2 separate regions of the Mus musculus genome follow, and region 2 is linked to region 1. A link is a loop called in an ENCODE intact Hi-C map of the cell type or tissue named here. Cell type or tissue: left cerebral cortex. All regions are shown on one strand. Each heading gives the region's core, and the rest is flanking DNA. Links, peaks and the distances in the headings are about the cores only. Region 1 overlaps Gm39767 (a long non-coding RNA gene). Region 2 overlaps Gpr158 (G protein-coupled receptor 158).

The links. A loop is a pair of places that touch in the nucleus more often than their neighbours do. Peaks named below come from ENCODE experiments on the same cell type or tissue, not always from the same donor. Only the 100,000 strongest peaks of a DNase experiment are listed, where the experiment ranks them.
Region 2: a loop joins it to region 1, with 4 times the contacts of the local background. A loop is called at or near these places in 2 of 42 quality-filtered maps.

What each region holds. Positions count from the first base shown.
Region 1 is chr2:21,908,992-21,925,754 of GRCm38, reverse strand. It overlaps Gm39767 (a long non-coding RNA gene), which reads left to right. Exons shown (of 6, transcript XR_866004.1): 4 at 6,681-6,794. Among named protein-coding and RNA genes, the nearest start is that of Gm39767, 47 kb to the left of the region's middle. In left cerebral cortex, for the core only: a CTCF peak has its summit at 7,837 (motif pointing left); DNase peaks (open chromatin) are centred at 6,582, 7,319 and 7,797; H3K4me3 peaks cover 595 bases; H3K27ac peaks cover 2,865 bases.
Region 2 is chr2:21,720,208-21,736,970 of GRCm38, reverse strand. The region is part of intron 5 of Gpr158 (G protein-coupled receptor 158); the gene reads right to left. Among named protein-coding and RNA genes, the nearest start is that of Gm39766, 88 kb to the left of the region's middle. In left cerebral cortex, for the core only: no CTCF peak of the experiment used is centred there; a DNase peak (open chromatin) is centred at 8,701; H3K27ac peaks cover 2,369 bases.

The sequences.
Region 1 (16,763 bases), core at 5,441-10,440:
ATTGATTCAGAGGAACTTGTTCTCCATCCCTATACTCTGCAGATCCTCTTACATAGTGTTCCTGAGCTTGGGGGAGAGAGATTTGATGGAGACATGCCATTTAGAGCTGTGCATTCCAAGAACTCTCTTTCTTTCTGCATAATGTCTGATGATGTGTCTTGTTTTTTCCTGTCTCTTGCAGAAGGAAGCTTCTTCTTTTTTTAAAAAAAATATTTTTTATTAGGTATTTTCCTCATTTATGTTTCCAATGCTATCCCAAAAGTCTCCCATACCCTCCCTCTTACTCCTCTACCCACCCACTCCCACTTTTTGGCCCTGGCGTTCCCCTGTACTGGGGCATATAAAGTTTGCAAGTCCAATGGGCCTCTCTTTCCAGTGATCTAGGCCATCTTTTGATACATACGCAGCTAGAGTCAAGAGCTCTGGGGTACTGGTTAGTTCATAATGTTGTTCCATCTATAGGGTTGTGGATCCCTTTAGCGTTATGATGACTGAATACGGCACTGCTCTGTGAGTATATGGGAATATTCTTAGGAGTCATTTTATTAATAGTTTTTCTTTAGACCAATAGTGTTTGGTTTTACCCTAGGTCTCTGGTCTATCTAGTCTCTGGCTCTTGGTCAGCCACGCAGTGTTGGGTATGGATTCCATCTTGTGGACTGGGCCATAAGTCAGTCAGACATTGTTTGGCTCTTCCCACAAGTCTGTACCACTGTTACTCTAGCCCATCTATAAGGCAGAACAGGTTGTAGGTCAAAGGTTTCGTATCTGGGTTGGTGTTCATGTTTCTCCTTTGGTAGCCTGCAGAGTACCTTCTTGCACCAAAGACACTGACTAGAATGTGGGGGTGAAGCTCCATGTAGGCACTAGCTCAACTTCTCCACATTCAATGTTCAATGAGTTCTGTATGTGCTGTCCTCAGTAATGAGGCCTCAGTGTCAGTTTTCAGAGAGCAACTCATTATCTTAACAACAGTCTAGTTTGTTTGGAGATTTCCCCTGCCCCTCCCCCCCAAAAAAATCAATTGAATACTACTGGAAACCTCATGTGGTGACAAGAGTTAGACAGTTGGGACTCTGCATTCCTCATTATTAGGAGATCTTATTAGGACTGCCTTCAAATGTTTTAGGAAATTTACATTGCATTAGGTTTCCATATTGTCTCTCAGATGCCCCTCAATAGCATCTGTCTCTCCCTGAATCCTCTCCCGAAACCCAGTCTTTCCTCCCTGTCCACATCTGATCATCCCTTTCTGTCCCCACCTGCCCCAGTCCACCTCCAACATCTATTCTATTTCTCAACACTAGGACGAGCCATAGAAGGAACTCAAATGGCTGGGAACTACTTAAAGAAATGTTCAACATTCTTAGCCATTATGAAAATGTAATCTACTCTTCAAAATCAAATGTCCTTCAAGATTTTATCTTACACCTGTCAGAATGGCTAAGCTCAATAACACAAGTGACATGCAGTTAAGGATGCAGAATAAGGGGAACAATCTTCCTTTGCTGGTGGGAATGCAAATGTGTACAGCCACTATCAAAGTCAATAGGGTGATTCTTCAGAAAATTGGGAATTGATCTACCTCAAGATCCAAGTATACTACTCTTAAGCATATACCAAAAGGACTCTTCAACCTACCACAGAATGCTTGATCAACCATGTTCATTATAACTTTCTTCATAAGAGCCGAAAATTGGAAACCATCTAGATGTCCCTCAACAGGAGAATGGATAAAGAAAATGTGAATCATCTAACTATGGAGCATAACTCAGATCTTTAAAAAAGACAACAGAAAATTTGCAGACAAATGAATGGAACTAAAAAAAAAAAAAAAAAAAAAAAAAAAAAAAAAAAAACATCCTAAGCAAGGTAACCCAGATCCAGAAAGATGGCATGTACTCACTTATATGTGGATATTAGCCATTAAATAAATGATAACCAACTTACAATTTATAGACCCAGAGAGATTAGATATAGAGGAAGGGACTTAGTCTTTTAAAAGTTGCTTTTGATTTAATTTATATATATTTTTTTCTTATCATTTGTTTGTGAAACAGGGACATAGTGTGTAGCTCTGGCTGTCCTGGAATTCTCTACGTAGTCCAGGCTGGTCTTGTACTCACAAAGATCCTCCTGCACCTGCTTACCAAGTGCTGGAATTTAAGGCATGTGTCTCCATGCCTGGCTTGATTTTTAAATTGTCAACAAAGAAAGTAAACATTTATGTTGATTAATCTTGAATTTCTCTTTTTAAATGAATGAAGTATGGAGTTAAATGTCGATACTAATTTTTAAAATCCACCAGTTGGCAGTGTGATGAGTGAATGCACATTACCCATCAAATTTATATATTGAGTTCTCAATCTTGACTGCTTCAGAAAGTAACTTAATTTGAAAACAGGTTTGTCCTGTTAGGTTCCCCCCTCCTCAACTTGACACATGCTAGAGTTATCGGAAAATCTCACCTAGGAAATTATCTCTGTGGGGCAATGGGCTATGCAAAGACAATCTGGTCTCCAGTCGAGCTGAGGTGTGGAACCCTGGTACCCGATGGTGATAATACCCGCCTACATGGGACAGAACGAGTTCCCTCATGTCTACTGGATTCAAGGCTCCTGTCAAAGTTACCGCCCTCCACAGCCCCCACAGGAGAAGCTGTGGCTCGTAGTCACATAGACTTCAGACCTTCAGGCTAGACTCCTCCCAGTTACCTAGCAACACCAAGATAACAGCCCACCATAAGAGGGGCTGTTTGGCCCCACCTCACTCTCTCCTCGTTTTCTCTTACTCTCTCTCCCTCTCACTCTCTTTTTCTTACTCTCTAGCCTTTCTTCTCTCTCTCTTTTTCCCCCTTCTTTCTTCTTGGCCATGGTTCCATTCCTACAGATTTTAACTCCAGCTCCCAGCAGAGGTGCCTACTAACTATTCTGGACTGGTAATAGTAAATAAGCAGAAACTAAAAGATAATGTGTATGCTACACATACACACAGAGAGACATACACACAGCTGTGCATGCACTTACACACACACAGACACAGACACACAGGAGCCCACACACATACATAAATGTGAACACACAGACACAGATACACACATGCGTATGCCCAGACACACACACACACACACACACACACACACACACACACACACACGCACACCACACACAAACACATACACACACAAATATAGGTGATCAGTAATTAGCCTTAGCTAACATATTTTACAGTAGAAGTAATTGTTGTAAGATATTTTAAAAATCATTTACTGAAGTCTGGACCTGGGCCTGGGGTCTTGAGCTCTTAGTATTATTATCTGATTGATCTTCCACATATAATTAATTATAATTAATATGTAGATGATAGTTGTTAATGAAACAGGTTATTGATTCTCTCAGGCTACTTATTTTTACAGTAGTCAGAATCTTCTGGAAGCTGAGCTTCATCCATTGTATTATATTAATTATAAGAGCTGTAGAAGATGTGACAGAATTTGGAATGCATGACTATGGGGCCCTTCAGTGCTCTGAGCACTGGGGTATTCTTAAGGGACCATATGTGCTACTCTCTGAAATTAGGGCACAGCCCTAATATGTGGGAGGTGTGACAATGGCTCTGATATGATGTCTATATCTTAATTCTAGAGCCTGTGGAAACTTATTTTTCGTGGTAAAGGGAATTTTGCAGAGTGAGTTAGTATAAGGAACTTGAGAGGGATTCAGTCCTGGTCATTTGGGTAGGGCTAGTATGGTCAGAAGCATCCCTATAAGAGGAAGAGAGGGGCAGAAGTGCTAGTGTGAGAAGATGTGACAGGTGACGGAGGCAGTGAATAGAATGATGAGACTGTGAACCAATGAATACAGCCAGCTAGGTGGCCTCAACATCTTCCCCAGTGACTCCAGAAGGAATTCAGTGCTATGAACAATTTGACTCAACCCCATAAAGAAATGTAAGACAAACTTGTATCATTTTATATGATTCTGTAACCGATACCTATATCTCAAATTGTGGACTTCTAAACTCAGAGTTAGGCCAGAGCCCAAAACCTCAGGCATCCTCTGCAATCAGCCGTGGACCCTGAGCCCACTTAGCCTAACTCATGTGCTCTGCAAGGGGCTTTTACTTTCCATTTGGGGAATGAGTGTAAGGAGCATGAGATTAATGTGATCTAATTGTCTGATCTTTCATGTCATCTAATTAATCAAACCAGAGCAGACTGGCCTGTGATCTACTTGATCTGATTATGAGACTTAATTGATTGATTAATTTAGAAAACTAATTCATAATGATCCACTAATGGCTTCCACAGTGCACAAATGAATTGCCTCATTAGGAAAATATTTTCTAAGCCTTTTCCTTTTCTTTCCTCTTTCAAAACTTTGGGTTGGAAGTTTAGAAAAAGACAGCCAGAAATCTTGCTGTTTTGATTTTGGGTACTGGAGAATGGAAAGTAACCTTTCAACTTAGTGTTGGGAAGATGCAGTCAGGAGAGGAAAGACGATCGAGTTCCCACTGGTTAGCAGCGGAGCAAACAGCTGAGTCAGGATGACCAGGCCCGAGCTCTGTGAGTTCTGAAGATTCCTATTTGAAGTGTCTCCTGGGATAGAAGTGTATAAGCATTGTGTGCATGAGTTGATGGGCTGTGCATATGCAGCAAGCATTCTGCCTGAAGTGGCCTGACACATAGGGGTCTGCCTAAGTAAGTGCTGTAAGACCATGACTGCCTGTTCTGGGATGCTTATCCTATCCTGGGACACCAGTTGCTGACCTCTGAGCATGTGGCTGAAGATGACTCAGTGTCTGATGCAGAGAATGCAGGCAGCACATGCTAATGAGGTGGTAGTAATGGTGCTGGTCCCATAAGTCAATGAAGCAAAGGCTTCCTGACTGATGTCATGTGGTTCACTGACAGCCCTTTCTTCTCCCTTTTCTTTTCTCTTTCTTTGTTATCATTTTCTTTCACTATTTCCTTATCTCTTTCAAGAAAATTGTTAACTTTCAAAGTATTTCAGGTTTAGGTGTTGGGGTGATGGGGCAGACCTGTAATTCTAGTACTTGGAAAGCTAAGGAAGGAGGATCCTGAGTTCTAGGCCAGACTGGGTCTAGAGTGAGACTGTCACAAACAAACAAACAAACAAACAAAAATGTATTTTAGATTTAAAATATGCCAAGTACCCATGATCCTCAGAGGATCTTTACAATAAAGGGTTTTCAACAAAGTTTTCTTGGAGTTAGTCACAAGGCTAGACTGTCTGAAATGAAACTTTGCAAAGGCCTTCCTAGATTGTTCTTGGTGTATAAATGGAATTTCAGGAAATTCTATTCCCTAATGTAACCTTCCTTAAATGTATCTGTGATGTAAGAGTATCAGCCATCACAATATGTAGGCCCTGGCTTCCAATGGCATACCACCATGATGCTGCCCAATTGCTTCAATCCAGTTCATCAGAGACATAGTTATCTCACCTATTTCTAGAATGACCAGCTTTCCAGAAGTCTCTCCCTGGTGTCTGTAGGCCAGCCTGGCTGCCCAGGTTATGGCTTTCTCAGTACAGTCTTCACAGACCTTACAGAATTAAAAAGATTCAAGGATCACAGCATCTTTGTAAAACCCTAGTCCATGTGTCTGCATGACTCTTTTTAGAATCTATCTGCAATAGATAAATGGTACTGGTTTGGTCAGCAACTCAGTCACTGAGATAAGTAATTGCTGTAGATATAGAGAAAGCTGTACTGGAAATGTGAATGATTTGTATTCAGTAGTGATTATAACTAGTTTACCAAGCATTTTCTTTTCACTATGTTCAAAACCTTTACAAGTAAAGCCAGACCCCAGTGTCTATGTGCTCTGCATCTATGAATCTACTCAAATATTAAACAAAATTTAAATAAAATTGCATTTCTAGTTTGTATGTGCAGATTTCTTATCACTATTCCCTAAACAATATTGTAGTGTATCTACTTATGTGGCATTTCCATTATATTGACTATTATAAGCAGTTGTGGAGGTGATTTAAAGCCTGTGTGTAAATGTTCACATCTTATATTCAAATACAATGCCATCTATGTAAGGTACTTGGGCACCCATGCATTTGCATATCATAGGAGGATCATGGGAGAATCTCTCACAGATAACGAGGGACACTGTATCAACTTACATGATGAGGAAACTGAAACTTGAGGGTTGGTGACCTGCCTCCTGCTTCTTAGAGATGTGAGTGATAAGCCTGGAATTAAGTACACAACCAGAGAGATCCTAAGAACACATACTCCCAACAGTCCAAAACATGGAAACCCACACAAATGACTCTATTAGATACCTATTTCTGTTTAACTGAGACTCCCGGAATGTGCTGGCTTGAGATGACAATTTATTTTCTGTGGATTGAGGTTCCAGCTGTAGCTCAGCCGGAGCCTCTGGCTTTTGTTCCCTCATTAGAGAGAAGTGAAGCCACCAGCAGAAAAACTGGGTCATCCTGAGGCAAAACTGGGATCAGAGCCTCTCTTCAATTCTTGTCATGTGGGTACTATCATAGCTGCCTGACTGTCCTCATGGAGTGGCAGTCAGGGATTCTAGTGACAGGGTATTGGGAGACACAAAATTTAAAACCCACTTTTTAGTTGCACCTCATTGTAAAAGTGGCATCCCATCATTGTTGCTGTATTTTTGTCTTCTGAAGCAAACTGGTGAGGCCAGGCTGTGTTGAAGGAAGAGGGGGATTCACTGAGAGTGCCGAAGAGGCTGCCTGTCTCAGAACGTTTGGAAATTGGAAAAATCAAAATGTGCAACAGAGGTAAGCTTCAAGTCTAAATTGTCAGAGCCATTTCCCCCACATTTACCTGTGGAAATGCTTGTTTTGTTTCATGAATGAAAATAAGCTTAAGTTTACACCTTTATTAAAACCTAGAGAAAGAACTGCCTTTGCTCGGGTGTCTTTAAATGCCCCTACTGTGTTGGGGAATTGCTCCACTAGTTGTGACAAGGACCCCTTCTTCCTGAAGATGAAGCAATAACAAAGGGCATTGCTCTCTCTCTCTAGTCTCTCCCAAGCGGTCCATCTTTCTGGCAGCTGCTGCCCCTTACAGTTCAGCAGCCCCTCACGCCCCTGCCATTTTCCACAGTGCAACACTGAAGCTAGGTCAGGCTGCTCTTTCATTAAAATTCCCCACAAATACAGCACTGTCGATTCCAAAACGGTTTTCCAGGCCTGGTCAGTCAGTAAGAAAGCCCGAAGAGCCTTGGAGGTTGCCATGGCAACCGCCAACCCAGAAAGGCAAGGAGGACAAGCAGGCTAAATTGGCTGCCTGGGGAAGCGGGCGGGGGTGTCCAGTTTTGGAGCCAGGAGCCAGACTGGGATGCTTCCTGCATACAGAATAGCCTGGAGGAACAGGGAAGTGGGTGTCTTTGAAAGCAGGTCAGAGGGGGAAGCCAGAAGGGACCAGTGTCTGCAGCTAGTCCATGCGTTCCCAGGGTATTAGAATCAGGGCTGGCTCTCTGTGCTCCAACCTCCGCCACCCCACCTCAACCGCCATATCTTCGGCATGTGCCATTCATGTAACACCTCATATAAGCAATTCCTCCCAACAAGGACACGAAACAGGAGATGGTGTAAGTGGCATGCACTCCGCTTTCCTCTGAGAAGAGAAGAGCGGTGTTTTCTAGAGTCCACTGCTCCACTGTCTTGCGCTTTCTCTCTTTGCCGCTCCCTCCACTCTTCCATCCCTCACCCTCCCACCCCTCCTCACCCCCTGCCTTTGCTCTTTCTCCATTTAATGTAATCTAAATAATTTTTCTTTCTTAAAAGATGTCTGCTGCCACCTGCTGGAAAATCTTATTCTTTGCAGATAAAATTGCAAACAACTGAGCTGAGAAAACAAGATACTGTAGAAAGTACCTACAGCATTTTGCTCCAACTCATTAGCTACTAAATACAAGGTTATTTGTTGTGTTCTGTTTCCACTCCTAGGCCCTCAGTGTTTTGGTGATGTCTTCAGACCTCCTGGAGATAGAGAGATCCTAAAATCCATGCGTCGGGTCGGTGGGCGGGTGGGGGGGGGGGGAAGATGCAGATGCCTCCTTGTCTTTCAGAATCTCCCAAATTGACTGAACATTACTCTTGCGTCCTCACGTTCTAACAGCCTCTCCCCCATCTCCTTCATCCACATTTTGTTCTGTCAAGGAAGGTCATTACAACCCACATTTATTTTATAAAGAATGCCAATTTGTTTCGCCTCTTGTTGGAATAGAGTCTTTTTACAGTCACTTAAAAATAGAAATCCAATATTATAATTTTGATATGCCAACTTCACAACCTAATCACTACATTTAGAACTAAAAGTTCCTCCAACTGTCACCTAAGGAAAAGGTCACCATACAAAGTGGCAAATTTCAAAAGAAAAATAGCCCACTACCGAACAGTTTTTATGTGCATACAAACCTCAGGTCATGTATTGTACACGACACCAAACTCCGATAGCTTTGAATGGTTTATTTCACATGAATTTCCTTCGCCTAATAAAACAGGTATTCCTTGCTAGCTGAGGGGGGTAGAGGGGGGTGGGAATTGGGGGAGTAAGAATGAGGGGGTAGAGGGGAAGGACAGCTTTTAACGCTGCAGCATGATGATTTAGATTTAGCCTTGTTCACCCACAATCTTTGCTCCAAGAACTATCTGGGTGCTTGCTGAGATCCATGACAGAGCCATGTTATCCTAGAACATGGTCTAGTTCAGTACTACGGTGAGAACAGTCCAAGAAATCCACAGATCCAGGGAGGATGAGGAAGTTCAAGATGAGATTTTTTTTTGTGTGAGTATTGGATGCTGCAAGAATTCCAGATTTTTTTTTTTCTCTTGCTTGGATCTGTTCCTTTGGATTCGATCAGTTGGTTGCTCACCAATAACTGGGACTCCTTAGAGACGCCTATGGTAGAGTACCAAGTGTCCTTCAAATCCAGCCCCCAGCAATATTTCCCAGAGGTGAAGCTTTGTGACCTTCAGGAAGTGTCAGGTATCATTTTAAAATGTGGGCCATCAGATGAGGGTTGCCCCTGCTGCCAACCTGAGGTTGGCACCAGCTAGAACCTTGGGTCATTCCATGCTACTGTTTTTTTGTTTGCTTGTTTGTTTGTTTTGAAGGTCTGTGGTTGGGACTCAGATTGGTTTTCTAATCCCTTCCCATGATGATCTGAAAAGTAGTCTCAATGGGAGGAAGCCTCCACATATATCAAGCCAGTCCATATCTCTGAGATTGCTTCTTCATACTAATGAAGGGATTTGTTTCCACCAGTGTCTCCATGCTGTTTGACTTACTTCACTATTGCATGGCAAACCACATGCTACCTCGGTGGCATGAGTCAGTAACAATACACAGTGTCTCACCAGTAGCTCTTCCTTTCCCGTGATTGGCTGGAGTTATGGAATGTCTAGGAGGTTCAAAATGACCTAACTGAGTGAGAGACCTGCTGGCTGCTGGCTGGGAGCTTAGCTGGGCTGGGTTGACAGGGTCTACCACTCCATTCAGGGAGACATTGTCATGCCTCTGTAGGGCTTCCTCTCAACAGGGAAGAAGGGAATGAAAAGAAAATGGCAGGATCAGGTAGCTACTACACATGTGCATTTATCCCAAGTCCTTTGTGTTTTCCTCAGGTCTACATGATGAGAACTGAAACATTAAAGCTGGATTAACTGAACACAACTTTTTTGATTGTAGTGGGTGGAGATGATAGAGCCCTGAGATTTAAATAATCTAGGTGATATTTCAAATCAGGACACCTTGTTTATTTACTTGTTTATTTCTGAATGCTATATACTGTCAGAGATGTGAAAGATCCACAATGTGAGGACTTCCCCATGTTCTGACTCAGGAGAGGCGACACCCCAAATCACTCACGAGAAATGGTCTTGATGCAAATTGCAAGAGGTTTATTCAGGAAAGATCAGTACACTGGGGACGACTCGTATCCCGCAAAGGGGTAGAGGAGTCGACCACGAACCCAAGGGGTCAGGAAAACAAAGGACGAGACACACAGACAAACAAGACCAGTGCACTGGGGATGACTTGTATCCCACGCAGGGGTAGAGGAGTCCACAATAAGCTCAAGGGGTAAGAGGCTTATATAGACACACAAACCACAAACACCCGGCATTGGGCAATAAAGGCAAAACTGCAAACACCTGGCAAAAAACACAAACACCTGACATCCTGGAACAATGGTGCTATTTTGGACACAGGTCTAGGGGCTTAAATAATCTTTTACTCTCTGTCAGGATCTTTTAGATGAAGCACATGAAACAACTGAGTCCATGACTCAGGAAGAAGCAAAGCCTTCTCTGGCATTGCTCCAATGGGAGTTCAAGTCTTATGGGAGTACGACTTCGGTGAATAGATTTGAAAATCTTATTTTGTTCCTGTGTAGTATTTGGCCCTTGATCTAAGCCTCTCAGTTCTCTGAAATTATGTCTGCTGCTGAACACATCATAGCTGGTGTTGTAGTATATAGCCCTGACACACACAAGCAGAGGGTTTTCATTAACTCTGTCCTTGCTTAGCCTAGTCTTGGTAATTGTTTTCTTCATGATCTATCAAAGGCAAAGCTGAAGAATTTAGAATCTGTACGTGTCTTCTTAGAGAAGGGGAGGATAAATCAAACGTTTTGGCTTCTTCAGTTCAGTGACTATCATCCTACATAATTCATGAAATACAGTAAGGGAGTAAGAAAGTCCCATAGAGCCTTTGTTGATTGGGCATTTCTCATGCCTCACCTCCCACCGCAGTTTATACAGTATAGGCTATAAGTTCACAGGATGAGATATCAGCTTGCTTTGTGTCACTATAACAAAATACCTGAGAGAATTAAGTTATAGAGAAAAGGTTTATTGTGGATCTTGGTTTTGGAAGCTTAGTCTAAGATCAAGTGTTGACACTGTTTTGAGTCTCTGACTGAAGAGGCACATCACAACAGGGCAAGGGGCTTGTCATGTGAACCAGGGAAAAAAGGGCAACTCAGGATTTCATGCAATGCTTGCTGAGGGCATCCCACCAATGTTTTTTAGAACTGCTAGTAAATTCTGCCTCCTAAGACTGCCACCTTCCAATTGCACCATGCTGTGAACAAAGCTTTTCACACATAGACTTACGGGAAAACCATACGAAGACCCTAGCAAGTGGCATTAAGCCCCATCTACCCTATTCTATTGCCTCTTGGGATGAAGAACAAGTATACAAATATGCAAAGAACAAAAGGCTGAACTACATGTAGATAAGATCACCATAATTTAAATTTGACAAAACAATGGACATAGGTGGGCTTGCCTAAATTTAAAGCCCAGGACATTTGTAAGAAAGACAATATCCTTTGGAACATTGGGGAGTAAACCTGTGTGGCTGAGGACCAGCCTTGGGGGAGGGGAAAGTCTCAGTCAACCATAGCAGCTCTGCATTTCTGGAGCCCCTTTCCACTTGCAACAGCCAGCCTGCCATTGTGAACACCAAACCTAGGCCAAGGCTGGATTCTATCTGGCTGGAGCCTGCTTTGCTACACCTGTGTCTTATCTTGGGCAGTGTCTCTGGGTGGAGGTGTTTGACCACTCCAGCTCTATTACCCACTAGGTATAGATGATTGTTACTGTTTGACACAGGCACTGAACCAGTCTCTAGGCCTCACCTAGGAAGATGAACTTTGACTTAGGAGCTCACCTGTCTTAGCTTACTTTTCATATGGCTCCACTGCCCCACTTGCCCAATATCTTAGGTCTACTATTGCTGTGATGAAATCTATGGCCAGAAGCAACATGACAAGGAAATGATTTAACTGTATTTCGCATTCACATCATGTCTCATCAGTGAAGGAAGTCAGGACAGGAACTCAACCAGGACAGGAACTTGGAGGCAGGGGCTGATGTAGAGGTCATTGAGAGATGCTGCTTACTGGCTTGCTTTTCATGGCTTGCTCAGTCCACTTACTCCTAGAACCCAGGACCACCTGCCTAGGGTCGTACCACCCACAGTGGGCTGGGCCCTCCCCCTCAATCACTAATTAAGAAAGTGCCCTGATCTTATGGAGGCATTTTGTCTATTGAGGTTCCTCCCTCTGAAATCACTCTAACCTGTGTCAAGTTGACTTAAACTAGTCACTACACTGAAGTGGAAATTTCTGGTTTCTTTGGAAAGTTAGTTATGTCAAATGGTATTATGCTGGGGCACACAGGTAAAAGATGTCTTACTAAAGCAGACACATGAAAGGACACAGGATGAAGGAGTATAAATATGACTCCATAGAGAGTGGGAGATGAGCACTGAGCATTGGTTTGATTTGTTCCACCTCGCTATTCTTTGCTAATGACACACAAGTATTGGTTGGCTTTACATAGCACTGTTGAACTCAACTTGTGATAGCACAGACAATAAGAGAAATTTGCCCAAAACTTCTTGTGAGGATCCTGCAGCAGCCTGCTGCTTCAGTGGTCTTATCTCAGGCTAGTTAGCAAGCCTAGTGGTTTCCTCAGGATTGAACTACAGTTGCTTGTCCATGTCTGGTGTTTGCCTGCCAAGAAAACTGGACTGTAGCTGTTGGTTCATTCCTGGTGTCTGCTTTCCAAAGGGACTAGAGTATAGTTGCCAGTTCCTGTATGTGTCTGTTTGCCTAGAGGACTGGTCTGCAGCTGCTGAGTTATATTTAGTGTTTGCTATGGGGCAAACTGCTAAGAAACATTGAACTCACCCCCAAAGAACTATTGCTGAGCAGGTCTACTTACCTCATATCCTTCCACTCCCTCTGCTATGTAGTGGGCTAGAGGAGAGGTTGAAGGTAGATTGCAAACAAATTATGCCTGCACTACTCTAGGTTTTCTTTAAACACAATCTATAGAAAAACAAACTCACATTTATTTATATTTATTTAAGAATTTATTTCTAGGTTCCAAGTCTATTTGCTTCAGAGAAACCTGACCTCAGGCAGCAGCCATCCAGAGTGTCTGGGAGGCAAGTCCCTAACAAGATGGGTGAGGCAGGTTATCACAGCTCAGGGACTCTAATGAGCTTTTCAGATATTTTCATCTCTTACCCAGGGCCAATATTTTGACTCTGTGAGTACCAAACCATTTTCTCGATGTAATTCCTTGTGGGTTAAAATGGTGTCCTGCATCTGGTCAGCCACAGGGCTAGGGCTGCTCGTGGAGGTGGGACATGGGAATTTTGACTACTCGTTCCCCATGCTGGGACGCTGCTCAGGTGATGGGGAAGCACAGCCTGAGGTCCCCAGGGAACTGCCAGAGTTCTGCTCATGGGTCCCCAGGCTGCATGGTGGCCAGGGATGGCAGGTTCTCAGGCTCTTGGACACCACAGATGCAGCTGGATACTGCGGAAGAGCTGAGGATGGAGTGTGGGTCAACGAGCAGGCTCTAGTCTGGGGCTGAAGAGAAAAGATGGAGGAGGAGAGCCCCAGACAGGGACGAACAAGTCCTTGTTTTGCTCCAGTGGGTGGCTTGGCTTGGTGGAGATCATGGATGATAGCGTGGGATATTAGATGAGGCTCTTTAGAGGAAAACCTGTTCCATTGTGCCCCACAGCAGTCTGAATAAGACAAGGCTGCCCATGGTTTTAAGGCATTCATTGTCATGGTGGAGAGTTGTGGTGAGTGAAACTGTACCCCACTTTCTCAGGGTGGGCCTGAGGCTAAATACTTTTTGCAGGGAGGAATGTCTGGGAAGGAGAGCTTAATTGCCTATGCAGTCAGTCCAGGCCTTTAGCTGCCTCATTAAAATGGAGGTCTGTCTTGAAGCTAAGAGATCTGTGGTCATCCTCCTCCTGTGGAGGGGCTTGGGGCATTGCCCGACATAATTGATGGCCACAGAATTATGGAGAGCTGAGGCTTCTTATCAGGAGCCTGGTGTCTAGGAGTATGGCAAACGTCTTCCCTTCCTTGCCAAGTTATCTGCTGGGTCTCTGGGGTTTAAGCCTAGCTCAACGAGAAAGCAGGCTGCCTTTCACGGTCCTATAATTCCTCTTTTCATGAGCTTTCCTACAGGGAGAAAAGGCAAAAATAAATAATTCAAGTTCATTTTAGTAGACTTTTCCACTAACTTTACTTTTGGAGTTCTGTATATTCATAGAACCAGTGTCTCTGATTCTATGAATATATCTGTTCCTAAGAGACAGAGTATCCCTGAGTCCATGACACACACATGTGCACACACACACACACAAAGGAACACACATGTCAATACACGCTTGCATGCACAACTACACAGATTTATGCACATACAGGCAGATGTGTGCAATTATGTACACAAACCCATGTACACAAGCACATATGTGTGCTCATACAGACACTCCAGGAAAGAGGCATCATATGCTATGATTTGTTTGTTTGTTTGTTTGTTTTGTTTATTGTTTGTTTGTTTTTGGTGTTTTTGAGACAGGGTTTCTCTGTGTAGCCCCGGCTGTCCTGGAAGTCACTCTGAAGACCAGGATGGCCTCGAACTTAGAAATCCGCCTGCCTCTGCCTCCCGAGTGCTGGGATTAAAGGCGTGTGCCACCACTGCCATATGCCATGTTTTGATGGGTATCTATGGCTGGCCCATTGTTTGCTATGTAGCTCAGGTTGGTTGGAACTCATGATGTCCTCTCTCCTCTTCCAAAGAGATGGAATTATAGCATTAAAGTCTGACAGGCTGGGGCAGTTTAGAAGTGCACCAGGTGTTACAGGAGAGGCCTAGTTTAAAGCCCCTTCATAGCTTCTCTCCAGAGGCATCCTCGTCCTTACCACTACTTTGAAAGACCATCTCCTCCAAATCTCATGTTGAAATTTAATTTTCATGTAACATGATTAAAATGTAGACATTTAAGAGATAATTGGACCAGGAGGGCCTGATGCTCATGGATGGGACTGATCTTTATAAAATAGTTGGGGTTTTGTCTTCTCTTCCCATCTCTCATTTATTGCTTTCAGCCATTCAGTGAGGAGTAGCCAGGCCTCTGTTGGAGGGTGACTTGACCTTGGACTCCTCAGCCTCTAGAACTGTGAGCTAACAAATTCCTTTTCATCATAAAGGACCCAGCTGTGGCCAGTTCTTGCAGTCTCCACTTCCATACGCATATTTGGAGGTCTGGATTATACATTAGTTTCTGGGTCTTCAACAAAGTATCTCCAGGAAAGATGCATCATGTTTCATATGCTCAGGTCTGAGACAGTTTTGCCATTTGCGTATTTGGAAGAGAAACAAGGCTCCCTTCTTCTGACTACATAAAAATTTAGAACCTGAACATGGAGGTGGAGAGTCTTTAGCATAGTTAGCTTCTCGACGACAACAACAGGCAGATTCCCAGCGAAATATTTGTTTCTGTGATCTCGGGCTTTTTCATAGGAAGTTTAGTTGAAGAATGAAGGAATCTCACATTCTAATTGATGAGTTTATTTTGAAATCTTGAGTGTGATGGATTATAATGATTACCATCTGTTTATCATTATAGTCACAGATTGTGAACACAACATCATCACATTAGCATAGTTTCCAGATCACATTTTACTTTGTAAAAATCTTTCCTGAGCTGGTTCTGGTGGTGCAGGTCTGTAATCTTGGATGCATGGGAGGCTGAGATCACAAGTTCAAGGCTAGCCTGAGCCATTTAACAAGACCCTGTCTCCAAAGCACACGGGAAAGAAAGAGATTGGGCTAATTTTTAAGAGCTCACCAATACTGTTTTGATTCAATTTTTCTACTTCTGGACAGAAGTTACAAAATCACAGGTTGTATTTATTCCCCTGGTGGATATTTGCTACGTCACAGGACATTCAAATGATGTCACCCTATGATCCTGAGTACTCTACCAACTGTAGGCACAGAAGGAATAAGCTAGTTTCAACTACCCTGAGCAAGAGGATTAAGGTAAATATTTGGCTTGACATTTTCCAACTTCCCAGGCTTTTAGAGTCACAACTCATGTTCCCTTGCAGTTCAAGACTACTGCCACTAGGCGATGCTGCTGTACATAGTTCTGCTGTGCAGAAACAAAATGGAAAGTTGGAAAAGATCAGATGAGATCACTCCCTCCGTGGGTCTTTCCTTGAGGGGCGGGAGAAGGGGTGGAGGGGGCGGTGGTGGTCAATTAGAACTCCAGACTCTGAGCAATCATTCACTGCTGGACTCTGGCTCGGCTAGAGGTCAGGGCAATCAGGAAAAAGACTCTTCACTTAGAGCCGCTGCCTATGCTGGGGAAAGAGCCAAAAATAGACCCGGGGAGAAAAAAAAAAAAAAAAAAGAAGAAGAAGAAGAAGAAGAAAAGAATGGGGACTTAATAGATATCACAGCCGTTTTTTTTTTTATAAATATTGCTGTTTGCTTCCCACTCTTGCCCATGTCACTCCAGGCCATTAGCGCTCTATTTTTGCCTCTGCAGCCCTCTGGGCCTGGCCCCCTCTGCCTCCTAGGCTCTGGGCTCTCGGATCCTCCCCTCATGAGAGCAGCTCTCCTGGGCCCCGCAGGTTTGACATCAAAAGTTATTTTTATACTAGTAGATTGCAGTATCATTACAGCATAGATTTTGTGCCAAAGACTGGCCCAAAATCCGGCAGAGAAGAAAATGATCCCAAAGGCAAACCTATTTAATCTCAAAATGTCTCTTAAACTGCATTATTTACAGTCATAGCAAAAAGTGTTACACGGCCAAGAGAATGAAAGTGTCTTTTGTACATTTTCCTACTGATGACAAGAAGGCTTTCTGATATGTAAATGAGGCAGGCAGGTTTCCACTTGGCTGTGGTT
Region 2 (16,763 bases), core at 5,966-10,965, 190 kb after region 1:
AAAACTATCCTGGATCTAAAAATGGAAGTAGAAACAATAAAGAAATCAAAAGGGAGAGAATTCTGGAGATAGAAATCCTAGGAAAGAAATCAGCAACCATAGATGTGAGAATCAGCAACAGAATAAAAGAGATGGAAGAGAGAACCTCAGGTGCAGAAGATTACATAGAAAATATGGACACAACAATCAAATAAAATGCAAAATGCAAAAAGATTCTAACTCAAACCATCCGGGAAATCCAGGACAAAATGAGAAGACCAAACCTAAGGATAATAGTTATAGATGAGAATGAAGATTTTCAACTTAAAAGGCCAGTAAATATCTTCAACAAAATTATAGAAGAAAACTTCCCTAACCTAAAAACAGAGATGCCTGTGTACATACAAGAAGCCTACATAACTCCAAATAGACTGGACCAGAAAAGAAATTCCTCCCTACACATAATAATCAGAACAACAAATGCACTAAATAAGGATAGAATATTAAAAGCAGCAAGGGAAAAAGGTCAAGTAAGATATCAAGGCAGACCTATTGAAATTACAACAGACTTTGCACCAGAGACTATGGAAGCCAGAACATCCTGGAAAAATGTTATAGAGACCCTAAGAGAACACAAATGTCAGCCCAGGCTACTATACCCAGAAAAACTCTCAATTATCATAGATGGAAAACCCAAAGTATTCCATGACAAAACCAAATTCACAGAATATCTTTCCATGAATCCAGCCCTTCAAAGGATAATAAGGGGAAAACACCAACACAAGGAGGGAAACTACACCCTAGAAAAAGCAAGAAAGTAATACTTCAACAAACCTAAAAGAAGATAGCTGCAAGAACAGAATCCCAACTCTAACAACAAAAATAACAGGAGTAACAATTACTTTTCCTTAATATCTCTTAATATCAATGGACTCAATTCTCCAATAAAAAGACATAGACTAATAGACTGGCTACACAAACAGGACCCAACTTTTTTTTTTTTTTTCGAGACAGGGTTTCTCTGTATGGCCCTGGCTGTCCTGGAACTCACTTTGTAGACTAGGTTGGCCTCAAACTCAGAAATCCACCTGCCTCTGCCTCCCGAGTGCTGGGATTAAAGGCATGCACCACCACACACAGCTAGGACCCAACATTTTGCTGCATGCAGGAAACCCACCACAGGGACAAAGAGAGACACTACCTCAGAGTAAAAGGCTAGAAAATAATTTTCCAAGGAAATGGCTGGAAGAAAAAAGCTGGAGTAGTCATTCTAATATCAAATAAAATCTACTTCCAATCCAAAATTATCAAAAGGACAAGGAGGGACACTTCATACTGGTCAAAGTTAAAATCTTCCAAGATGAACTCTCAATTCTGAATATCTATACTCAAAATGAAAGGGCATCCACATTCATTAAAGAAACTTTATTAAAGCACAGAGCACACATTGAACCTCACACAATAATAGTGGGAGACTTTAACAACCCACTCTCATCAATGGACAGGTCCTGGAAACAGAAGCTAAACAGAGACACAGTGAAAGAACAGAAGTTCTGAAAGAAATGGATTTAACAGATATCTACAGAACATTTTATCCTAAAACAAAAGGATATACCTTCTTCTCAGCACCTCATGGTACCTTCTCCAAAATTGACCATATAATTGGTCACCAAACAGGCCTCCATAGATACAAAAATATTGAAATTATCCCATGCATCCTATCAGATCACCATGGACTAAGGCTGATCTTCAATAACAACATAAATAATAGAAAGCCAACGGTGACATGGAAGGTGAATAACACTCTACTCCATGATAATGTGGTCAAGGAAGAAATAAAGAAATTAAAGACATTTTATAGTTTAATGAAAATGAAGACACAACATATCCAAACTTATGGGACACAATGAAAGTAATCCTAAGAAGAAAACTCATAGCTCTGAGTGCCACCAAAAAGAAACTAGAGAGAGCACACACTAGCAGCTTAACAGCACACTTAAAGCTCTAGAACCAAACGAAGCAAATTTACCCAAGAGGAGTAGACACCAAGAAATAATCAAACTCAGTTCTGAAATCAACCAAGTAGAAACAAAAAGAACTATTAAAAAAATCAACCAAACAAGCAGCTGTTTCTTTGAGAAAATCAAAAAGATAGATAAACACTTAGCCAGACTAACTAGAGGGCACAGGGACAGCATGCTAATTAACAAAATCAGAAATGAAAAGGGAGACATAACAACAGAACATGAGGAAATCCAGAACATCATCAGATTCTACTACAAAATGCTATACTCAACAAAACTGGAAAGCCTGGATGAACTGGAGAATTTTCTAGACAGATTCCAGGTACCAAAGTTAAATCTGGATCAGATTAATGATCTAAACAGCCCCATATTCCCTAAAGATGTAGAAGCAGTCATTAATAGTCTATCAACCAAAAAAAGCCAAGGACCAGATGGGATTAGTACAGAGTCCTATCAGACCTTCAAAGAAGACCTAATTCCAATTCTCCTCACACTGTTTCACAAAATAGAAACAGAAGGTACTCTACCCAATTCATTCTATGAAGGCACAATTACTCTGTTACCTAAACCACATAAAGATCCAACAAAGGAACAGAACCTCAGACCAATTTTCCTTATGAATATTGATGCAAAAATACTCAATAAAATTCTTGCAAACTGAATCCAAGAACACATCAAAATGATCATCCATCAGGATGAAGTAGGCTTCATCCCTAGGAGGCAGGGATGGTTTAATATATGAAATCCATCAACATAATCCACTATAAAAAACAAACTCAAAGGGAAAAACACCCGACATGATCATCTTGTTAGATGCTGAGAAAGCATTTGACAAAAACCATCACCCATTCAATATAAAAGTCTTGGAAAAATCAGGAATTCAAGGCCCATATGTAAACATCTTAAAAGCAATATACAGCAAACCAGTAGCCAACATCAAACTAAATGGAGAAAAACTTGAAGCAATCCTACTAAAATCAGGGACTAGACAAGGCTGCCCATTTTCTCCCAACCTATTCAGTATAGTACTTAAAGTCCTAGCTAGAGAATTAGACAACATAAGGAGATCAAAGGGATACAAATTGGAAAGGAAGAAGTCAAAATATCACTATTTGCAGATGATATGATAGTATATATAAGTGACCCTAAAAATTATACCAGAGAACTCCTAAACCTGATAATCAGCTTCAGTGCAATAGCTGGATTGAAAAATAACTCAAACAAATCAGTGGCTTTTCTCTACAGAAAGGGTAAAACGGCTGAGAAAGAAATTAGGGAAACAACATCCTTTACAATAGTCACAAATACTATAAAATACCCTGGTGTGACTCTAACTAAGGAAGTGAAAGATCTGTATGACAAGAACTTCAAGTCTCTGAAGAAAGAAATTGAAGAAGATCTCGGAATATGGGAAGATCTCCCATGCTCATGGATTGGCAGGATTAATATAGTCAAAATTGTTATCCTGCAGAAAGCAATCTACAGATTCAATGCAATCCACATCAAAATTATAACTCAATTCTTCACTGAGTTAGAAAGGGCAGTTTGCAAATTCATCTGGAATAACCAAAATCCTATGATAGCAAAAACTACTCTCAACAATAAAAGAACCTCTGGCAGAATCACCATGCCTGACCTCAAGCTGTACTACAGAGCAATTTTGATAAAAAAACAAAAACAAAAACAACAACAGCAAAAAAAAAAAACAAAAAACAAAAAAAAAAAACAAAACCTGCATATTACCAGTACAGCGACAGACAGGTAGATCAATGGAATAGGTCTAAAGACCCAGAAATGAACCCACATACTCTTGTCACTTGATCTTTGACAACGGATCTAAAACCATTCAATGGAAAATAAGAGTGCATTTTCAACAAATAATTCTGGCACAATTGGTGCTTATCATGTAGAAGAATACGAATTGATCTGTTCTCATCTCCTTGTACCAAGCTCAAATCAAAGTGGATCAAGGAACTCCCCATAAAACCAGAGACACTGAAACTTATAGAGGAGAAAGTGGGGGAAAGCCTTGAATATATGGGCTCAGGGGAAAGATTCCTGAATAGAACAGCAATGGCTTGTGCTGTAAGATCAAGAATTGACAAATGGGACCTCATAAAATTGCAAAGCTTATGTAAGGCAAAAGACACTGTCAATAAGACAAAAAGGCCAGCAACAGATTGGGAAAGGATCTTTATCTATCCTAAGTCTGATAGGGGACTGATATACAATACATATAAAGAACTCAATAAGTTGAACTCCAGAAAATCAAATAACTCTATTAAAAATGGGGTACAGAACTACCACATTCAAAGAGTTCTTAACTGAGGGCTACCGAATGGCTGAGAAGCATCTGAAAAAAATATTCAGCATCCTAATCATCAGGGAAATGAAAATCAAAACAAACCTGAGATTCCACTTCACACCAGTCAGAATGGCTAAGAACAAAAATTCAGGTGACAGCAGATGCTGGAGAGGATATGGAGAAAGAGGAACACTCCTCCCTTGTTGGTGGGATTGCAAGCTGTTACAACCACTCTGAAAATCAGTTTGGTGGTTTCTCAGAAAATTAGACATAGTACTACTGGAAGATATAGCATTACCTCTCCTTGGCTTATACCTAGAAGATGTTCCAACTTGTAAGAAGGACACATGCTCCACTATTTTCATAGCAGCCTTATTCATAATAGCCAGAAGCTGGAAAGAACCCAGATGTCCCTCAACAGAGGAATGGATACAGAAAATGTGGTACATTTACACAATGGAGTACTACTCAGCTACTAAAAACAATGAATTTATGAAATTCTTAGGCAAATAGAGGTATCTGGAGGATATCATCCTGAGTGAGGTAACCCAATCACAAAAGAACACACATGATATATACTCACTGATAAGTGGATATTAGCCCAGAAACTTAGAATACACAAGATACAATTTGCAAAACACATGAAACTCAAGAAGAAGGAAGACCAAAGTGTGGATACATCATTCCTTCTTAAAATGGGGAACAAAATACCCATGGAAGTATTTACAGAGACAAAGTTCGAGGGCAGAGCCTGAGGGAAAGACCATCCAGAGACTGCCCCATTTGGGGATCCATCCCATAAACAACCACCAAACCCAGACACTAGGCAGATGCCAACAAGAGCTTACTGACTGGAGCCTGATAGAGCTGTCTCCTGTGAGGCTCTACCAGTGCCTAGCAAATACAGAAGTGGATGCTCACAGTCATCCATTGTAGGGAGCACAAGGTCCCCAATGAAGGAGCCAGAGAAAGTACCCAGGGAACTGAAGAGGTCTGAAGCCCCATAGTAGGGACATCAATATGAACTAAGGAGAACCCCCAGAGCACCTTGGAAGTATACCACCGATCAAAGAAAACACGTGGCTCTAGCTATATATGTAGCAGAGGATGGCCTAGTCGGTCATCAGTGGGTTGAGAGGACCTTGGTTTTGTGAAGGCTCTATGCCCCAGTATAGGGGAATGCCAGGACCATTATTGGGAGTGGGTGGTTTGGGGAACAGGGGAAGATGGGAGGGGAAAGGGGATTTTCAGAGGGGAAATTAGGAAAGGGGATAACATTTGAAATGTAAATAAAGAAAATATCTTAAATAAATAAATAAATAAATTAATTAATTTTAAAAAATGCCAGTTGGGTTCAGCAGATGAGGGATGAGGCAGAAAACTATGTTGCTGTTTCCTTGCCTGTTTTCTCTAATGTATTTGCTCCATCTTTCTATTTAATCCTTCCATTAATGGGAACATATCTTTAAATTTCTGAATCCTCTCTTGAAATGACTCAAACATGTGGTTATCATTGAGCTATAATACTTGTGAGGCAGGTAAAAAATATCTCTCTTTGGAAATATACAGTTCAGAAACAAATGAGCCATGGATATATTCAGAGCTTTTCTGGTTTAGTTTTTGCAGTCTTTCATCATGTGCTAAAACAGACATCAGTGCTAAGTACAGAGCTGGTAAAGGACCATTACAAATCCAGGGACTGTGTACTGCTCCATCCAGAATATAAAACATCTGTAACACACCTCTAAGAGCATTGTTTGGATTGCTGACACAATTATATGCCTGGTTTATCATTAAATAAAAATACAATACACACAACAAGCTAACTACCTCAAGGAATCAGAAGAAGCTTAACAAACCAAGAAGTATTTTTAACTTCACTTGCCTAGTTCTGCAAATACACAGGTTGGAAGAGCAGAACTACAGAGTACTGTGGTGGATAAAACAAAGAACTCCAGTGGTGAATGACAGTCTAGGCTCCATGACCAGTGAGGCATGGCCTAGGGCAAAGCTCCAAAGCTAGCCTGGTCTTGCTTTCCTCAGCAACTTAATGAAGGTGCAGTGTTACAGAAGCACACAATAACCCACAGGGACTGAGAGCACCCATTTTATAACCAACATATGAGAATCATTCTTGATATGTGCTACATTGTCATTAACAACTGAGTCTTTCACACAGCATAGATCTTCAAACACTGACAGAGAAGAAAGTGAATTCTTTGGAATAGAGTGGTTAGGTAAAGGGAAAGAAATAGACAGGGTAAAGAGACCATGCTTCACTAAAGCAGAAAGTCAATCAACATGATGGATAAGTGCAGAGAACCAAGCAAGGTACATTTGCTACATGTCTGAGTAGAATCACTTGCTATAAACTGACCAGCTTAAATAACACTCACATCATACCTCACTTTCATCATCAACCAGTCAGAATCCAGATCATGACAGCCTCAGAGTTCTTCACACATGTGCACTCAAACCTTGCTCATGGCTAGATTTCATCTGAAGGCTCTGGATGGTAACTTCTGTACACATGAGATTAGTGCTGGGGTTCAGTCGCCTAGGACAAGGTGGCTTTATGTCCTTGCTGGCTTTAGCTGGAGGCTTCTCTCAGTTCCTTTCCAGAAAGAACTTCCCAACATGGCATCTTTTAAAAAGCCAGCAAACCTGAAGTTTCATTTTTGGAAACCCATTGTGAAAGCTATGGGTTTTCTCAATACAATACTGATGCATTTAACTGACTAGAAACTGGTATTCCCTAGGTGTCAGACTGACTTTCAGGTCTTAATCTCCATGCTGAGTTCAGCATAGTATTGTTTACCCTACAGTAAGTAGGAAGTATGTAACTTGTCCTTTTAGGGAATCCATGGCTAGGTTCGTCTAGAGTCATAGAGAAGACATGAACTTTTGAGGAACAGTAGAATAATTAAGGCTTCAACCCCTCCCCTTCCCGAATACTGACTCTAAACACATTTGCCTTATAAGGTGGGCATGGATTTTAGAAGGTTAGGGTCAAATGCTATAGATTATTTGGACTGTTTCTCCAGAGTCTGGTATATTACAGGTTTCGTTCCCAGCTTGGTGCTCCTTAGAGGCACTAAGAGGCTGGAATAGTGAGGTCTCTAAGAGTGTGGACATTGATGAGAATTGTGGGACTTCAGCTGAACTTATTTTTTTCAAGTCCAGTGACAAAGTGATTGCCATTGTTCTGCCACAGGCCCCTACCATGATGTGCTGCTTGATCAAAGGTCCAAAAGTCCCAGAGTCAACAAACCATGGGTGGAAACTGCCCAAATTATCAGATCAAATAAACCTCTCCTTTTTATAAGTTGATTGTTTCAGGTATTTTGATGTAGTAATGGAAAGAAAACTGATAGTAAGGTTGTTTTCCTGTCTTTACTTTTGGGACCCAGAGGGGATTTATTTTCACAAGGTCACCTAGCTAGTAGATGCCAGATGTGTCTCAAAGTGTGGAACTTTAGCACCATTTCAGCCTGCTTTACTACCTCCTGTTACAGAAGGAAAATAGAATAAAAAATGAAGTGGCTTTCAGTGAAATCTGGATGTTTTAGAATGCCTGATGCCTTAGAAGTATGACAAAAGTTGTTCTAAGTAGTGAACAGAGGAGTAGAAAATTATAACATTGTTCATAAGGAAAACAGATTTTCAAGAAAATCAAATAAAAAGTATACCTTGAGATAAAAAATGCAGTTAGTAAGTGGATGAATAATTACTAAAAAACAAACTGGGATAATTCATGGAAAGAAACAGTAAAAATGATTGGTGTTTCAGATGGAGAACTCTAGAGTTGGAGAGATGTACCCACAGCTATGGAAAGATTGAGAATCCAAGAACCATCTCAGTGAGCTTCAACTCTGAATCCCAGAACAATCTACATCCACAAGCCCAAGGAAGCCAGAAAAGGGTATTGGATCCCCTAAAACTGAAGTTACAGACAGCTCTGAGCCACACGTGGATGCTGGAAACTAAAGGCAGGTTCTCTACAAGAGCAGGGGGAGCTACTAGTTGACGAGCCATCTTTCCAGCCCCTGTAACTGGTTGTAAAACACAAGGAAGTTCAGGAAACTTTGGATTCACTAGGTTGTGATGAAATCCATCTCTCCCCCCTTTATTTCTTAAGGATCCATGGGTGATTTTAAGGTTCTAGCTGTAGGTGGCTGTAAGCCTTGCTGCTTCATAGACCAGAAGCAAGTCCTGTGGACTGTGCAGAAACATAGTTCAGAAAACCTGGGGAGGGTGAAGAGAAAGAATTACAAAAACACAGCAAGGATTCTATTTCTGTCAAGCTGCCCTACATACACATTCATTATAAAATATGCAAAGATGTATGTCCAAGAATAATCACCGAAACAGTGTTTGCAAGAGAAAGCATTCTTCACAGATGGAGGACAGATGTAACGACGATGTCATCCTTATTACTGCCACACAATAGAGAACTTAAAATAATTAAGATCTGACTGATCTGTACCTGCGAAAACACCCTTAAGAAAAACTGTCAAATGATAACACATTTCAGAGAGCAGCCTGATGGCTTGCTGTCTGCCAAAAAGAATGTTTGGATGCACAGTCAATGAACAACTTAAGGCTATATTGGAGTAGGTTGTTGGAGGACTGAAGAGTCAATGAGGGAGAACTGGATGTCTACTCTTAAAATTTCATGCTTTAGTAGTTTTTATTTTGCAATGAGGATCTATCACCTTTAAATAAAGTACTTTTTAAATGCATGAAAGGGTCTGGGGAGATGGCTAGGCAAGGAAAGTGCCTATAACTGTCAGGAACTGAGTTCAGTCCCTGGCATCTATTAGAAGCTAGGAGTGGCATTGTATGCCTATCATCCTGGCGCTTAAGAGGCAGAGGCAGCTGAGCCCTGAGGGTTTCTGGATCAGTCTCGTGAAATCAGCAGGGGTCAGTGAGAGACTAGGTCCCAAAGAATAAGATGGAGAGCTGTAGAAGAAAACATCTGATATTCACCTTTAGCTACTGCACAGGTACACACATGTGCACATGCAAGCATCACCACAGTGCATACGTCCATGCACACTCACAAACAGGCAGACATACACAGACATACACAGACAGACACAGACACATAGACACACAGACACACACAGACACACACACAGACACAGACACACACACAGACACACACACAGACACACACACACACACACACACACATGAATGGATTTCCAGTTGCTTCATTGTTTTATTATGGTCTCTATGAATATCTGGCTCTTAAAATTACTTATAGATGGTATTTTCTAAGGATTTAGGGTCAGAGAACAAAACAGTGAAGTATCAAGTTTAATAGCTATAAAGAAACATTTGGTGCTGGGACTAAGATAGACAAAATGACTTCAGAGAAGCTAGGACATCTTAAAAACCACAGACCATGAGATTCATGCAAAATTCTGCATCTTTGTCATCATCTATCAAGGAATCCCCCTCCACAGAAGACCTGCTTACTGGCAACTTCTCCTTAAACTTCTGTAGCTTTCCTTGCCATGTGCCCTCACTTCTCAGTTCTGTCGCTCCTATACTCCACTGCCTCTGCCCTCTCAGAGTCTCAGGCTTGGATCTGACGAATATACCATGTCTTAGATCCTAACATTATCTAGAAAGTCCAATCACTGAAATCTCTTTCTCTCCTGTTGCTCCAATTCTTCATGCCCTTTTTGGAACTGCCCTATGATTAATTAAATCAAGATAGTCAAACCCTTGATATATTTCTTTTTATTTTAACTTTTTTAATTAGGTATTTTCCTCATTTACATTTCAAATGCTATCCCAAAATTCCCCCAGAACCCCCCCCCCACTCCCCTATCCAACTACTCCCACTTCTTGGCCCTGGCATTACCCTGTACTCAGGCAGATAAAGTTTTCTAGACCAAGGGGCCTCTCTTCCCAATGATAGCCAACTAGACCAACTTCTTATACATATGCAGCTAGAAACATGAGCTCAGGGGGTACTGAATAGTTCATATTGTTGTTCCACCTATAGGGTTGCCGACCCCTTTAGCTCCTTGGGTACTTTCTCTAGCTCCTCCATTGGGGGCTCTTTGTTCCATCCAATAGTTGACTGTGAGCATTGACTTCTGTGTTTGCCAGGCCCCGGCATACCTCACAAGAGACAGCTATATCAGTGTCCTTTCAGCAAAATCTTGTTGGTGTATGCAATGGTGTCAGCATTTGGAGGCTGATTATGGGATGGATCCCAGGGTATGGCAATCTTTAGATGGTCCATCCTTTTGTCTCAGCTCCAAACTTTGTCTCTGTAACTCCTTCTATAGGTGTTTTGTTTCCAATTCTAAGAAGGGGCAAAGTGTCCACACTTTGGTCTTTGTTATTCTTGAGTTTCGTGTGTTTTGCAAATTGTATCTTGTATCTTGGGTATGCTAAGTTTCTGGGCTAATATGCACTTATCAGTGAGTAACTATCATGTGAGTTCCTTTGTGATTGGGTTACCTCACTCAGGATGATGCCCTCCAGGTCCATCCATTTGCATAGGAATTTCATAAATTCATTCTTTTTAATAGCTGAGTAGTACTCCATTGTGTAAATGTACCACATTTTCTGTATCCATTCCTCTGTTGAGGAACATCTGGGTTCTTTCCAGCTTCAGGCTATTATAAATAAGGCTGCTATGAAAATAGTGGAGCATGTGTCCTTCTTACCAGTTGGAGCATCTTCTGGATATATGCCCAGGAGAGGTATTGCAGGATCCTCCGGTAGTACTATGTCCAATTTTCTGAATAACTAGCAGACTGATTTCCAGAGTGGTTGTAAAGCTTGCAATCCCACCAACAATGGAGGAGTGTTCCTCTTTCTCTACATCCTTGCCAGTATCTGCTGTCACCTGAATTTTTTATCTTAGCAATTCTGGCTGGTGTGAGGTAGAATCTCAGGGTTGTTTTGATTTGCATTTCCCTGATGATTAGGATGCTGAATATTTTTTTCAGGTGCTTCTCAGCCATTAGGTATTCCTCAGGTGAGAATTCTTTGTTTAGCTCTGAACGCCATTTTTTAATTAGGTTATTTGATTTTTCTGGAGTCCATCTTCTTGATTTCTTTATATATAATGGATATTAGTCCTCTATCTGAATTAGGACGCGTAAAGATCCTTTCCCAATCTGTTGGTGGCCTTTTTGTTTTATTGACTGAGTGTTTTGCCTTACAGAAGCTTTGTAATTTTATGAGGTCCCATTTGTACATTCTTGATCTTACAGAACAAATTATTGCTGTTCTATTCAGGAATTTTTCCCCTGTGCCCATATCTTTGAGGCTTTTCCCCACTTTCTCCTCTATAAGTTTCAGTGTCTCTGGTTTTATGTGGAGTTCCCTGATCCACTTAGATTTGATCTTAGTACAAGGAGATAGAAATGGATCAATTTGCATTCTACTACATGATAAGCACCAGTTGTGGCAGCACCATTTGTTGAAAATACTGTCTTTTTTCCACTGGATGGTTTTTGCTCCCTTGTCAAAGACAAGTGACCATAGGTGTATGGCTTCATTTCTGGGTCTTCAATTCTATTCCATTGGTCTGCTTGTCTGTCTCTATACCAGTACCATGCAGTTTTTATCACAATTGCTCTGTAGTACAGTTTTAGGTCAGGCATGGTGATTCCACCATAGGTTCTTTTATCATTGAAAAGAGTTTTTGTTATACTAGGTTTTTTATTATTCCAGATGAATTTTCAAATTGCCTTTACTAATTCCTTGAAGAATTGAGTTGGAGTTTTGATGGGGATTGCATTTAATCTGTAGATTGCTTTTGGCAAGATAGCCATTTTTACTATATTGATCCTGCCAATCCATGAGCATGGGAGATCTTTCCATCTTCTGAGATCTTCTTTAATTTCTTTCTTCAGAGACTTGAAGTTCTTATCATTCAGATCTTTCACTTCCTTAGTTAGAGTCAAGCCAAGGCATTTTATAATATTTGTGACTATTGAGAAGGGTATTGTTTCCCTAATTTCTTTCTCAGCCTGTTTATCCTTTGTGCAGAGGAAGGCCATTGACTTGTTTGAGTTAATTTTATATCCAGCTACTTCACTGAAGCTGTTTATCAGGTTTAGAAGTTCTCTGGTGGAATTTTTAGGGTCACTTATATATACTATCATATCATCTGCAAAAAGTGATATTTTGACTTCTTCCTTTCCAATTTGTATCCCCTTGATTCCTTTTGTTGTCGAATTTCTCTGGCTAGGACTTCAAGTACTATGTTGAGTAGGTAGAGAGAAAGTGGTCAGCCTTGTCTAGTCCCTGATTTTACTGGGATTGCTTCCAGCTTCTCACCATTTACTTTGATGTTGGCTACTGGTTTGCTCTAGATTGCTTTTATCATGTTTAGATATGGGCATGGAATTCCTGATCTTTCCAAGACTTTTATCATGAATGGGTGTTGGATTTTGTCAAATGATTTCTCTGCATCTAACGACATCATCATGTGGTTTTTGTCTTTGAGTTTTTTTATATACTGGATTATGTTGATGGATTTCCATATATTAAGCCATCCCTGCATCCCTGGAATGAAACCTACTTGTTCAGGATAGATGATTGTTTTAATGTGTTTTTGGATCCCTTTAGCTAGAATTTTATTGAGTAATTTTGCATCGATATTCATAAGGGAAATTGGTCTGAAGTTCTCTATCTTTGTCAGGTCTTTCTGTGGTTTAGGTTGTCAGAGTAACTGTGGCTTCATAGAATCAATTGGGTAGAGTACATTCTGCTTCTATTTTGTGGAATAGTTTGTGAAGAACTGGAATTAGATCTTCTTTGAAGGACTGATAGAACTCTGCACTAAACCCATCTGGTCCTGGGCTTTTTTTGGTTGGGATACTATTAACTACTGCTTCTATTTTTTTTAATATATATGGGACTGTTTAGATCATTAATCTGATCCTGATTTTACTTTGGTACCTGATATCTGTCTAGAAATTTGTCCATTTCTTCCAGGTTCTCCAGTTTTGTTGAGTATAGCCTTTTGTAGAAGGATCTGATGGTGTTTTGGATTTCTTCAGGATCTGTTGTTATGTCTCACTTTTCATTTCTGATTTTGTTAATTATGATGCTGTCCTTTTTTCCTCTAGTGAGTCTGGCTAAGCGTTTATCTGTCTTGTTGATTTTCTCAAAGAACCAGCTCCTAGTTTGGTTGATTCTTTGAATAGTTCTTCTTTCTAGTTGGTTGATTTTGCCCGTGAGTTTGATTATTTCCTGCCATGTACTTCTCTTGGGTGAATTTGCTTCCTTTTGTTCTAGAGCTTTTAGATGTGTTGTCAAGCTGCTAGTGTGTTCTCTCTCTAGTTTCTTTTTGGAGGCACTCAGAGCTATGAGTTTTCCTCTTAGAAATGTTTTCATTGTGTCCCATTAGTTTGGGTATGTTGTGGCTTCATTTTCATTAAACTCTAAAAACTCTTTAATTTCTTTATTCCTTCTTTGATCAAGGTATCATAGAGGAGAGTGTTGTTCAGTTTCCAAATGAATGTTGGCTTTCTATTATTTATGTTGTTATTGAAGATCAGCCTTAGTCCATGGTGATCTGATAGGATGCATGAGACAATTTCAATACTTTTGTATCTGTTAAGGCCCATTTTGTGACCAATTATATGGTCCATTTTTTAGAAGGTACCATGAGGTGCTGAGAAGAAGATATATTCTTTTGTTTTAGGATAAACTGTTCTGTAGATATCTGTTAAATCTATTTGTTTCATAACTTCTGTTAGTTTCACTCTGTCCCTGTTTAGTTTCTGTTTTCATGATTTGTCCATTGTTGAAAGTGGTGTGTTGAAGTCTACCACTATTATTGTGTGAGGTGCATTGTGTGCTTTGAGCTTTAATAAAGTTTCTTTAATGAATGTGGCTGCCCTTGCATTTGGATATTCAGAATTGAGAGTTCATAGATATTCAGAATTGATATTCAGAATTGAGAGTTCCTCTTGGAAGATTTTACCTTTGCTAAGTATGAAGTGCCCCTCCTTGTCTTTTTGATAGCTTTGGGTTGGAAGTCGATTTTTCTCGAAATTAGAATGGTTACTCCAGCTTGTTTATTCAGACCATTTGCTTGGAAAATTGTTTTCTAGCCTTTCACTCTGAGGTAGTATCTATCTTTTTCCCTGAGATGGGTTTCTTTTAAGCAGAAAAATGTTGGGTCCTGTTTGTGTAGCCAGTCTGTTAGTCTATGTCTTTTATTGGGGAATTGAGTCCATTGATATTAAGAGATATTAAGGAAAAGTAATTTATGCTTCCTATTATTTATGTTGTTAGAGTTGGAATTCTGTTCTTGTGGCTGTCTTCTTTTGGGTTTGTTAAAGGATTACTTTCTTGCTTTTTCTAGGATATAGTTTCCATCCTTGCATTTTTTTTCTGTTATTATCCTTTGAAGGCCTGGATTCATGGAAAGATAATGTGTGAATTTGGTTTTGTCATGGAATACTTTGGTTTCTCAATCTATGGTAATTGAGAGTTTGGCCGGCTATAGTAGCCTGGGCTGGCATTTGTGTTCTCTTAGTGTCTGTATAACATCTGCCCAAGATCTTCTGGCTTTCATAGTCTCTGGTGAAAAGTCTGGTGTACTTCTAATAGGCCTGCCTTTATATGTTACTTGACCTTTTTCCCTTACTGCTTTTAATATTCTACCTTTATTTAGTGCATTTGTTGTTCTGATTATTATGTGTCAGGAGGAATTCCTTTTCTGGTCCAGTCTATTTGGAGTTCTGTAGGCTTCTTGTATGTTCACGGGCATCTCTTTAGGTTTGGGAAGTTTTCTTCTATAATTTTGTTGAAGATATTTGCTGGTCCTTTAAGTTGAAAATCTTCATTCTCATCTACTCCTATTATCCGTAGGTTTGGTCTTCTCATTGTGTCCTGGATTTTCTAAATGTTTTGACTTAGGATCTTTTTGCATTTTGCATTTTGTTTGATTTTTGTGCCCATGTTCTCTATGGAATCTTCTGCACCTGAGATCTCTTGTTGCTGATGCTAGCATCTATGGTTCCAGATTTCTTTCCTAGGGTTTCTATCTCCAGTGTTGCTTCACTTTGGGTTTTCTTTATTGTGTCTACTTCCCTTTTTAGGTCTTGTATAGTTTTGTTCAATTCGATCACCTGTTTGCTTGTGTTTTCCTGTTTTTCTTTAAGGACTTCTACCTGTTTGGTTGTGTTTTCCTGTTTTTCTTTAAGGACTTGTACCTCTTAATAGTGTTCTCCTGTATTTCTTTAAGTGAATTATTAATGTCCTTCTTGATGTCCTCTACCATCATCATGAGATATGCTTTTAACTCTGGATCTAGCTTTTTGGGTGTGTTGGGGTATTCAGTACTGGCTGAGGTGGGAGTGCTGGGTTCTGATGATGGTGAGTGGTTTTGATTTCTGTTAGTAAGATTTTTACATTTGCCTTTAGCCATCTGGTAATCTCTGGAGTTAGTTGTTATAGTTGTCTCTGGTTAGAGCTTGTTCCTTCCGTGATTCTGTTAGCCTCTATCAGCAGACCTGGGAGACTAGCTCTCTCCTGAGTTTCAGTGGTCAGAGTACTCTCTGCAGGCAAGCTCTCCTCTTGCAGGGAAGGTGCACAGATATCTGGCATTCAGACCTGCCTCCTGGCAGAAGATGAAGGCCCGAAACAGGGCCTGTCCCAGCAGCTGTGTAGCTTCTATAGTAGGCACTCTCACCTACACAGTCTAGTCTCTGAGAGAATCTGGTCTAGAGATGGCTCCCCCAGGTGCTCCAGGAAAGTCCTACCAGGCAGGGCAGACACTTCTCCTCTGGCAGGGAAGGTGCCGGGATGTCTGGAGCCGGAAACGAGGTTTTCCCCAGAATCTGTGTGGCTTCTGCCTGCCCCAGAAGCTGTTAGCTTCTGTAGTTCACACTCTCACCTGAGCAGACTAGTGTCTGAATGGTCCGGGAACCAATATCGCTCTCCCAGGTACTTTGGCAAAGGCCTTCCAGGTGGGGCGGATACCTCTCCTCCTGCAGGGAAGATGCCCGGATGTCTGGAGTCCAAAATGGGGTCTGCCCCAGAAGCTGTGTGGCTTCTGCCTGTCCCAGAAGCTATTAGCTTCTGTAGTCCATACTCTCACCTGTGCAGAATAGTCTCTGAGTAGTCTGGGAACCAAGATGACTCCCCCAGGTGCTCGATATATTTCTTTATTGTTGTACACTAACTGTATCTGTTCTCTAGTGGACTTCTTTCCTTCTCTGCTTTACCTGTCTCTCTGGTAGAAATCCCCAAAGCCTCTCTGGCCACAGGTATTCCACTACCTGCCAGCTGCATCTCTATTCATCTTGTTGTTTACTATACTTTGAAAGTAAAATGTCTCTCTAGGGTCTTGTGTATGGTCACTTGGCTAGCAGCTGTTGGTGGTGTTTGGATGTTTATGTGACATTTAGGATATGGGACCATCAGGGCAAATAGAAGACAGGAAAGTTGGGCTTGAGAGT